3 separate regions of the Homo sapiens genome follow, and all the other regions are linked to region 3. The links are chromatin contacts, found by Hi-C or POLR2A ChIA-PET in ENCODE. All regions are on one chromosome and are shown on one strand. Each heading gives the region's core, a stretch centred on a gene start or an enhancer-like site at or near the end of the contact. The rest is flanking DNA. Distances are from core to core; before and after follow the strand shown.

Region 1 (3,214 bases), core at 264-2,763, 610 kb before region 3:
AGAGTTTTATCAAAATTAATTGTCCCACTTCCTGAGTGGGACAATTTATTGAAATGATGTAGTAGGAGAATGCCTTTTTTTTTTTTTTTTCTGAGATGGAGTCTCGCTCTGTCACCCAGGCTGGAGTGCAATGGTGCGATCTCGGCTCACTGCAACCTCCGCCTCCCGGGTTCAAGCGATTCCCCTGCCTCAACGTCCCGAGTAGCTGGGATTACAGGCACCTGCCACCACACTCGGCTAATTTTTGTACTTTTAGTTGAGAGGGGGTTTCCATGTTGGCCAGTCTGGTCTCGAACTCCTGACCTCAAGTGATCTGCCCACCTCGGCCTCCCAAAGTGCTGGAATTACAGGCGTGAGCCACCGCGCCCAGCCAATGCCTTGTTTTTGGGAGATGTGTACTAAAGAATTAAAATGTAAAGGCGAAGTGTCAAAATATCTGCAATTAATTCTCCAATCGCGGGGCTGGGAGGGAAGCATGGGAGCAAACAGAGCAAAATGCTAACTAGTGGTGAATCAAGGTGACGGGCATCTGGGCATTCTGTACCGTGTTCTTGCAACTTTTCTGAAGGTTTGAACTTCTCAAAAGACAAGGGGCAGGGTAGACAGCTGCTGCAGTGTAACTTTGTAGAGAGGAAACTCCCGCGTCTGGAGCTCATTCCCGCGTTTCTTCAGTCCGTCCTCTTTAAGGTCGCCACTCCGGGTCTTGCTTTTAAGCCTCTTCACGGCAACGTTCTCAGCCTCTGACGCCCCATATGCCCGGCGCTGATGAAAGGAACGAATGGGATGCCCGCAGCTACCCTGACAAGTGATTATTCTTATGACGATTTTGCAGAGAAGAAAATTGCGTCTGGGCCGAGTCGATACGATCACAAGTTGGCGGGGCAGAGATTCGAACCCACATCTAAGGACGAGCTCTGGGCCTGACTGGTCCGCACCGCGTCCCTGCATCAGTAACGAGGGGTCGACGCCTCCAGGGCCAGCGTTCCAGAGCTCCGGCCCGAACCGCCCACCGCGTACGGGCGTCACCTGGAATGTCTAATGCCGACGTTGTACCCTCACGAAAACCCCATCTGAGAAGGGGAAACCGAGGATTCATCGCAAGGCCAGAAGGTGGCCTCTCGCCGCCGGACCCCGGCGCCCGCACGCTCCCCTAGAACCGCTTCCTCCCCAGCCAGCGCAGGCCAGGGTCCAGCCGCGTTGCCGCGGAAACCGCCTCCCAGCACCACCCGCGGCAGTTAAGCCAACGCATGCGCAGCCGCGGGGGGCGCCCGGGGGCGGGGTGCCGATGAGAAGCCGCCGGGGGCTGCCGGGTACTTTTCTGTCCAGAAACTCGACGCCGTCCTGCCCCAGCCCAGCCCGACCCCCGTTTTCCTGTACCTGTTGGTAAGAGAATCGCTGCTGCTCCTCGGTCTCCGCCTCCTCCTCCATCACTGCGGGCCGACCCTGGGCAAACGCAGGAGGGCCGAGAAGGGGCGGTGGTGCGCGGCCAGGTCGGATTTTCCCGCCGCGGCGCGAGCGACGGGCCGCGCGGGCGGACAAAGTACGCAGCTCCGCCCTGCCTCGCGCGCCCCCTGGCGGCGCTCCGTTGAGGGGATTCCGCCGTCGGCCTCCAGCCAGCCCCCTGCTCAGCTTGCTCTGCGGAGGTGGCCGGGCGACGCGGGGACATGACCACCGAGGTCACTGCTGCACCCCAGAGCCTGATTCAGCGCCTGGCACAACGCTGAGCACCACTCTCCGCGAAACACGTGTGCGCATAGGTGCAAAGCGTGTTCCAGTCGGGTGTAGAGGATGCGTAGCCCACGATTTACAGATCATGTAACGCAGTACACATTATCAGGAGCTCCATGCACCTGTACCTCAGGTGTATCTTGCAAAATCGACCATCAACTTTATCATTCTATCACCAACAATAGCGTCACAAAGACTACAATGAGTGAACGACCCGTGACCTCATTCAGCGAGTGGAACAGGAACTGCGTTGTTGCCATTGGCAGGAGTATAGTTCTGACACAAGTGTTACTGTTTTTCCTTTATGTTAACGATGAAGTGAGACCATCAAACCCAATTTTGGTTTGTTTTTATTGTAGTTTTTTGAGAGGCAGGGTCTCACTCTGCCGCCCAGGCTGGAGTGCAGTGGCACCACCAAGACTCACTGTAACCTCCACCTCCTGGGCTCAGGTGATCCTCCCACTTCAGCCTCCCAAGTAGCTGGGACCACAAGCCTGCATCAGCGCACCTGGCTAATTTTTATTTTTTGTAGAGACCAGGTCTCACTATGTTGCCCAGGCTGGTATCAAACTCCTGGCTTCAAACAATCATCCCACCTCAGCCTCCCAAAGTGCTGGAATTACAGGTGTGAGCCACCATGCCCTGCCTGTATTTCTAGGTTTTTGTTTTATTATTTTTTATTGCCTATATTTCTGTATTCTGCATTTGTCACAAGCAGGTGCTACTTTCAGAACGAAGGAAAGCACATAAAGCCACTCCTTGTCTTCCTTTCCCAGGGACGTCCCTCAAGTTCCCTAAGCTTGCCAGGGGCTGAAACCCAGATCAAAGCTTTTTGGAGGAATCAGCCTTCTGAGGACTTTCCTCTGCATCTGCTCAGTGGGTGGCATCTGGAAATGACAGGCACTTCTCGCCTCTGTCCACTGCTCTCTGTGGGCATCCCAGTCTACCTGGACAGTCCTCCTGCCCAAGCAGGGCAAGCCTCTGACGGATTCCCCTAATGGGCAGCATGGGGCTGGGCAGGGCAGGCCATCCAGAGTGAGACCAAGCCTGCAGCAGGAGAGAAGGCCGGTCGCTGGTTGGTGAGCAGCCCCATTTAGAGCACACTGTGGCTGCAAAGCCCAGCTCCCTCCCTTGAGCCTGGTGACCCCAAGCAAGTCACAGGACGTGGCCAAGCTTCATGTCCCTTATTTATCAACTGGGGACAGTAGTTCCAACTTCACAGGGCAGGTGTCAGGTTTTAAACAATTGCCTCACATAAGAGCTAAAGAAATTGTAACAATTCGTCCCAGGAAGTTCCTGTGCTTTGTACCTGTGTGTTCCCTCATTTTAAAGCAGTTGCTTCCCAGGATTAAAGAACAGTATTCCAGTGACATGTGTGCAATACAGAGGCACTTAAGAGCCTCAGAGGCTAGGAGCAGTGGCTCATACCTGTAATTCCTGCACTTTGGGAGGCCGAGGCAGGTAGATCACTTGAGGTGAGGAGTTC
Region 2 (3,233 bases), core at 507-3,006, 530 kb after region 3:
CTCATGACCAGTTTCTGATGCTACAGACTGGAGTGTTTAATTAAATATTACTCACTCAGGAAGCAGCCCCTGCCAACTCACCCCCAAACTGTGTAGTTCATTTTCAGAGAAATGGAGAGAGGAAGAGCCTGCGCTCTCCTCGGGGGCACCAGCAGGGCTTGCCTAGTGGGGTGTCTGTGGCCCAGCATGCCCGGCTATCCAGAACCAAGTAAAGAAATCACCATGAGGAGCAGTACCTAGGAACCAGAGGGCCCCCTGGATGGTCCCCACACACACTCACAGAGAAACACACACAAAGACACACAGACACACACTTGGAGACACACAGACACTCACACATACACAGACGCACTCAGAGACACAGACACAGAGACAGACACAGAGACACGTGTGGACACACAAAGAGACACAAAGACACACACACGCAAAGACACACACAGACACAAAGACACAGAGACACACATTTGCAGAGACAGACACTCAGAGACACAAACTTGCAGAGACACACACCCAAAGACACATACACACTCACACACAGACACACACAAAGACACACAGACATACACAGAGAGGCACACACAAATACACAAAGACGCACTCAGACACACACACACACACACAGTCACTTAGAGTCTCAGGCACACATTGACAGACACACAGACTCACACACACACTCAGAGGCACATAAATACACAGATGCACTTAGAGACACACTCACACACACACCCACATGAACACACAGACACACTCATACGCAGGCACATATTCACAAGGACATGCACAAACACACACGCAGATGCACTCTCAGAGACACCCGCTCTTCCTGCAGACCCGCACCCTCCTCTCGGGGCCGTCCCGTCCTCACCGGAACCTGGACGCCACCGAGCCCAGTACACGCCCGGGGACGGTGACCCATCCGCGGTTCCTCCCGCGGGCCCAGGCCGCCCTTGTTTTTCTGATTTAATCGATTTCCTGACAACCCTCCGGCTCTCCCTCCGCTGCTGGGAGAAGCCGCGGCGGCTCCGGGGCGGCGGGGAGGGCGGCGCTCGGGTGTCCCCGGCAGGCTCCCTGGGGGAGGCGCTGCGGGAGGGTGGGGGCGCCCCGACGGGGGACCGGGCCGCGCCGCCAATCCCGACTCGGACTGGCGGGAAAAGCGAAACTAACTCAGCCGAGCGGGGTCCCGCTTTCCCCGGGCTAAAGGGGGGACGGGTCGGCGGCCCCGGAGCGCCCCAGCCCCTCCTCGGGACCGCAACTCGTTGCGACGGTCCCCGCGCCCCGAGACCCCCGCCGCGCCTCGCCCCGGGACCCCCTGCCCTGCAGCGGCGGCAGCGCGGGGCGGGCCTGGGCCCCTCTCCCAGGAGCCGCGGCGAGGGAGGCGCCCCCGGAGCCACCGCGGGAGGGGCCGCGCCCCGAGTCCCCATCCCGTACTCCACCCGCTCCCCCGCGCCCGGCCCCGCGCCACCCACTCGGTCCCCCAGCGGCGCGATCCCCGCGTCCGCCCTCGCCCGGCCCCCCGCGCCTCCCCCTCCCGGGCCGGTCGCCCACCCATCGGGGTCCCAGGTGCCCCGCGCCGCCTACCGCGCCCGGGGTGCCGCCGCCGCCGCTGCTCTCCAAGGCCGAGGAGGCTCGGGCGCCCGGGCCGCGCCCGCCGCAGGGAGCGAAGTCGCCTCCTCCCCGCGGCCCCGGCCCCGGCGCCGGCGCCTGGAGCCTGGTTCCTGCTGCGAGCGCGCAGGCTGCCCGAGCGCGACTTCTGTGCGGAGGAGAAAAAGCAACCGACGGCTTTAAAGTGAAAAAAAAGAGAAAAGCGCCGGTGGGCGGGGCCGTCCCTGCCCCGCCCCGCCCCGCCCCGCCCCCGACCTCGGGCGCACGGACCACTCAGCACTGCAGGGAAGGCCGGGGGCGCGGGGCGCGGGGCGCGGGGCGCGTCAGCCCGGCGCTGGTTCGGCCGCCCCCTCCGCCCCCTTAGTCCGCAGCCCTCTCCCGAGCCGCCGCCCTGGTGTTGCCGGCCCGAAGCTCGGGTCCCTCCGGAGGCGTCTTTGGGAAACGCGTGGCGCAGGGCCTGGGTTGCAGCCGTGGGAGGCTGGAGTGGGGGCGGGGGTCTTACGAGAAGGAGAAATCTTCGCGGAGAGTGGGGTTGTCCCAGGAACCCCGAGCAAGGCCTCGCCGGCCTCCTCTGAAGTGCCCAGCGGGGACGAGTGGGCAGCCGCCGGGGGTCCAGGGAGCCTCCTGCAGCGCTGTTTCGGCCGCTCGCGTTTCGGTGCCCACGGGGACGGGGGCCTCGGACCTCGAGACCCTGAGGGCGCGGGCACCTGGCATCCGCAGGGCTGCTCCCTGAACAGGTCCCAGCCTCTGGGGACTTGTCCTGTGGCTCTAGCTCGTTCAAGGAATTTTCCTCCCCCTTCCCCGAACAGAGCAGTCACTTGGGACTGGGAAGATTTTAAAGACTTTGCTGTTTTGAGAGCAAAATCTCCTGGCATTCCCCACCCCTCGCTGTGTAGTGTCCATTGAAAACGGTGAGGAGTTAGCCTTTCTGGGGGAGCCGAAACAAATAGCGGGGCTTCCGTAGTTACTGTGTCTTTACCATAACCCAGTACAGTGAGGGTGGGACTAATGACACACTCACTGTAAAGGCGAGGAAACAGTGCCTGGCCCGAGGCCAGCTGTCCAGAGCTTGGAACCCAATTGAACTGTGAGATTACAAAGTTTGATGTCTCTCATTTTACGGTGCTGAAAATCAGTTTGGTTTAGCTTTGTTTGAACTCAGAATAGGATTACGGAGACTCAACCAACTGCCCTGGGCTGGGCGGGCCTGAGTGGGCATTCTGACTTTCCAGGTGCCAGCGGTTTAGGAATGTTGAACCCAGACTAGTCAGGTGGGCAGCCATGGCCAGCAGCTTAGGGGTGCTTCCCATTTAAAAGATCACTTGAGGCTGGAGGTGGTGGCTCTCACGCCCTTAATCCCCACACTTTGGGTGGCTGAGGCAGGCAGATCACTTAAGCCCAGGAGTTCAAGAGCAGCCCGGGCAACAGAGCAAGACACAGACTCTGCACAAAAATTAAATAATAATAATAATAATTGGCCGGGCATGATGGCTCACACCTGTAATCCCAGCGCTTTGGGAGGCTGAGGCAGGTGGATCACCTGAGGTCAGAAGTTCAGGACCAGGCTGGGCTTGGTGGCTCACACCTGTAATCCCAGCACTTTGGGAGGTCGAGGCGGGCGGATCACGAGG
Region 3 (3,189 bases), core at 631-3,130:
GAGAGGGAGGGCTGGCAGGAGGACTTCCTGAAGGAGACAGCCCAGAAGCTCCTTGTAAGGACCTGAGGCTTGGGTATGGGTGGAGGAGGAAGTGTGATGTTGGCCCTGGGAGGGGAATGAATAAGAAGAGACAGTGGCAGACAGCATGCCCTGAGGTCAGCTGGGTGGAGGATGGGAAGCCCAGCAGAGATGTCTGGACCTGACGAGGTGGCAGCAGGGAGGCACTCACTGAGTTTATAACTCCAGGAGGGGCAGAAGCAATGGCAACACCCGTCACCAGGGGAGAGGATGACTCAAAGCCTTGGCTGGAAGGAGTGGTGGGTGTGGCTTGGAGCCTGCCCGGGCCAGGCAGGTGCTTTGGGAAGGGTCCAGCCAAGGAGAGTCCGGTCTTCCTCCACGCAGGGGAGGGGGAGCAGGGGAAGGAAGGAGAGACATTAACAAGATGGAATCTGTAGGCTTTGGTGCAGGACGCTTACGGGGAACACGGCTCAGGGAGTTGGATTCCAGATTGCTTTTGAAGCCTTCCCCAGGTCACATCACACCGCTGTTCCCAGCCGTTCCAGGTCTTCCTGTTGACTGTAGGATCAAGTCCATTCCCCCAATCTGACCTCAGTCTACGTTTTTGGGCTCTTTGCCCACTAGTCTCCTAAATAAGTCCTCTGCGCCCCACAAACCAGTCTCCACCCAGCCTCCAGTGCTGCCAGCCTCCTCCACCCCCACCTGGAGCAGTGACATTCATGGATAGCTCCTCCAGCGGTCTCGAAAAATGAACATTTTAGGGTTCCACTTTTTGCTGTTGGTGTCCCCCTAATGCGAACATCCTGTCCTTGAGGGCTGATTCTTTTTACAATAGTTGTCCCAACGGGGGAAGTCATTTCACCTTTCTGACTTAGTTTCCTTATCTGCAAAATGGAGCCAGTAGTGTCTCATAGGGTACAGTGCCTGCACACACGCCCATCCACGGCTGTTCCAGGCCTTTCCTCCACTGCGGGGGGGTGCCAGGGGTCCAGAGGCGAGGAGGAGGGGGCCGCTGGACGCTGGGAAATTGGGAGGACCCCAAGATCCCTGTAGGGATCCACGGTAGAGGGGGAGGGCTTCTCTGTCCTCTCTATCCATTCGGACCTCCGCATTTCTAAGAACCAGCATCGCACCATGTCACTGAGAAAGAGCGCGCACACCAGCCGCCTTTTGAAAGTCACAAATAGATTCCTTCAGTGAATTCAGGACAGACTCCCCGGGGGCAGGTCCCGGGGCGGGAGCCGGTGTGGGTAGTGCTGCGCGGCCCTTAACTGTTTACCAGGCGCGTTTCGCTGACCTCGTCTCCTGGACCCCCTTTCGTGACCCCTCTCAACACCTCTACTGGGGAGACGAGGACCCCGAGGTTCTGGGGGGCGACGCGACCTGCCCGAAGTGACAAGGGTCCTGGGCCGCACTGCTCCGCCGGGGTCTGCGCTCCTCGGCGGAGCGGGTGGGAAGGATGAGTCCTCGGGGTGGAGAAGGAGGAGCGGGTCCCCGGGTACCGCTCACCCGGCCTTAGGAGCCCGGGAGCGCGCGTAGGGACGCGGAGTTGAGGCTCTCCATCTGCGGCCAGGGAAAGGGATACAGTCCCCCGGGCCCCTCCCGGCCGCTCGGAACCCACCCCAGGCGCGTCCCCGCGGGCGCGCGCTCCAGGCGGGGCCGACGGGCTCGGAGGCGCGCGCCCGCTGCCGGGTCCGCCGCGCGCGCTCCCTCCGCTCCTCTCCCCCGCCCCTCCCGGGCCCGCGCGCTCCCAGGGTCCGCCGCGCGCGCGCCTCGCGTCGCTCCCCATCCCCGCCCCTCCCGCCGCCACCCCGCCCCCGGCCGGGTACCCTCGCCGGACCCGAGAGAGAGCGCCGCCGCCATCTTAGTTGCTGCCGCTGCCTTCAGCAAGACGCTGCTCTGAGGCGGGGAGGGCGCCGCGTCCTGAGCGCGCGGCCCAGCGTCACGGCGGCGGCGGCGGCGGCTCCTCCTTGGACCCCCGGAGCTCCCCGCGCCGCGGAGCAGCTAGCCCCAGGCCCCTAGAGCCCCGAGAGCTCCGAGAGCTCCGCTCGGCGTCCCGCGCGCCTCCCTGCCGCTCCCGCCCCGGGCTGGCGATGCTGCGCCGCCCCGCTCCCGCGCTGGCCCCGGCCGCCCGGCTGCTGCTGGCCGGGCTGCTGTGCGGCGGCGGGGTCTGGGCCGCGCGAGGTAAGCCCCGGGGCTGGGCCGGGCCGCTGGGTCGGTGCGGGATTCGGGTCCGGGTGCAGGATTCGGGTCCCGGTGCGGGGATTCGGGTCCGGGTGCGGGAGTAGGGCCGGATGCCGGGATTCGAGCCGGGATGCGGGGAGTCGGGTCCGAGCGCAGGGAGCCGGGTCAGGGCGTGGGGTTCGGGTTGGGGGTCGGGCTCGCGGAGCCGGGGCCAGGGCGCAGGAGACTGTGGGCGCGCGCTGCAGGCGTCCCGGGGAAGCCAGGCTCCGTCCCGGGCGGGGCTCCTGAGCCTGGGCTGCCCCCACTGCAGCCCATGGTGGTGGCTGCGCTGATTTGGGGGAACGTGCAGACGGGCCGAAGGGTCAGTCCGCCCTGCTCAGCGGCGCACGCAGGCTGGGGCTGCACCCCTGGGTGAGATGCTCTGTGTACGTGTGCTCAGATGTGCATCAGGCGGGGGGTGCACGCACAGTTTTGGTGTGTGCTTACATAAGAGCCCACTCCTCCGCATCCCGTTTCCAAGATCCCGATTCTGTGTTGCTGCACCGCGGACACCACGACTTCGCCCCTTTCCGCCTCCTCCCAGAGTCCTTCAGACGTTGTCTGTTTCCAGTGGAGCCGAGGCTGAAACTTAGTGCTTCCCTCCCACCTTTTCACCCAAAGGTGAAATCGCGATGAGATTTGCGACCGCGGGCTCACCCAGTGTTAGAAATCTCCGTCTCTGCTACCCCTGGTGCCTTGGTGCTGTTTTTCTGACGGTCATTTAGACCGTGGAGGGTTAGATGTTCTCTACAAAAACGAGAAACCTCTCTGGTTTTTTAGGATTGTAGGACCGAAATTATTTTATGGCTCGGTGGGAAGTAGTATTTCTTGGCTAATTTATTATTAGCTTTTAACCTTCATCCACTTAACCTTTTAAACCTTGCATGCCTCTGCTATTGACTGGTCTTGCCAACGAAAAGCTTACGCATTGCAGATACAGTATTTGCT

The links. Hi-C counts contacts between places; a loop is a spot of excess contacts on that map. ChIA-PET counts read pairs that join two places held with the same protein, here RNA polymerase II (POLR2A). Pooled maps may share reads with other maps.
Region 1: a map of PC-9 shows a loop between it and region 3 (30-fold over the local background). The contact joins the promoter of CENPS here to the promoter of CLSTN1 in region 3. A Hi-C loop is called at or near these places in 1 of 168 maps with a recorded cell type or tissue (PC-9) and 6 of 50 pooled maps. POLR2A ChIA-PET finds 5 or more read pairs at or near these places in 1 of 52 experiments (OCI-LY7).
Region 2: a loop to region 3 is called in a pooled map, with 2.4 times the contacts of the local background. The contact joins the promoter of SPSB1 here to the promoter of CLSTN1 in region 3. A Hi-C loop is called at or near these places in 4 of 50 pooled maps. POLR2A ChIA-PET finds 5 or more read pairs at or near these places in 2 of 52 experiments (MCF 10A and WTC11).

What each region holds. Positions count from the first base shown.
Region 1 is chr1:10,428,732-10,431,945 of GRCh38, reverse strand. It overlaps CENPS (centromere protein S), which reads right to left and starts at 1,513. Exons shown (of 5, transcript NM_199294.3): 1 at 1,378-1,513. The coding sequence starts at 1,428. CENPS-CORT (CENPS-CORT readthrough) reads right to left here and starts at 1,513. Exons shown (of 4, transcript NM_199006.3): 1 at 1,378-1,513. The coding sequence starts at 1,428. RefSeq lists an enhancer at 866-915 and a silencer at 1,166-1,415.
Region 2 is chr1:9,291,417-9,294,649 of GRCh38, reverse strand. It overlaps SPSB1 (splA/ryanodine receptor domain and SOCS box containing 1), which reads right to left and starts at 1,756. Exons shown (of 3, transcript NM_025106.4): 1 at 1,579-1,756. RefSeq lists silencers at 822-1,111, 1,652-1,721, 1,792-1,871, 1,922-2,091.
Region 3 is chr1:9,822,656-9,825,844 of GRCh38, reverse strand. It overlaps CLSTN1 (calsyntenin 1), which reads left to right and starts at 1,880. Exons shown (of 19, transcript NM_001009566.3): 1 at 1,880-2,202. The coding sequence starts at 2,112. RefSeq lists enhancers at 170-229, 1,290-2,006 and silencers at 1,619-1,678, 1,699-1,748, 1,919-2,068, 2,079-2,158.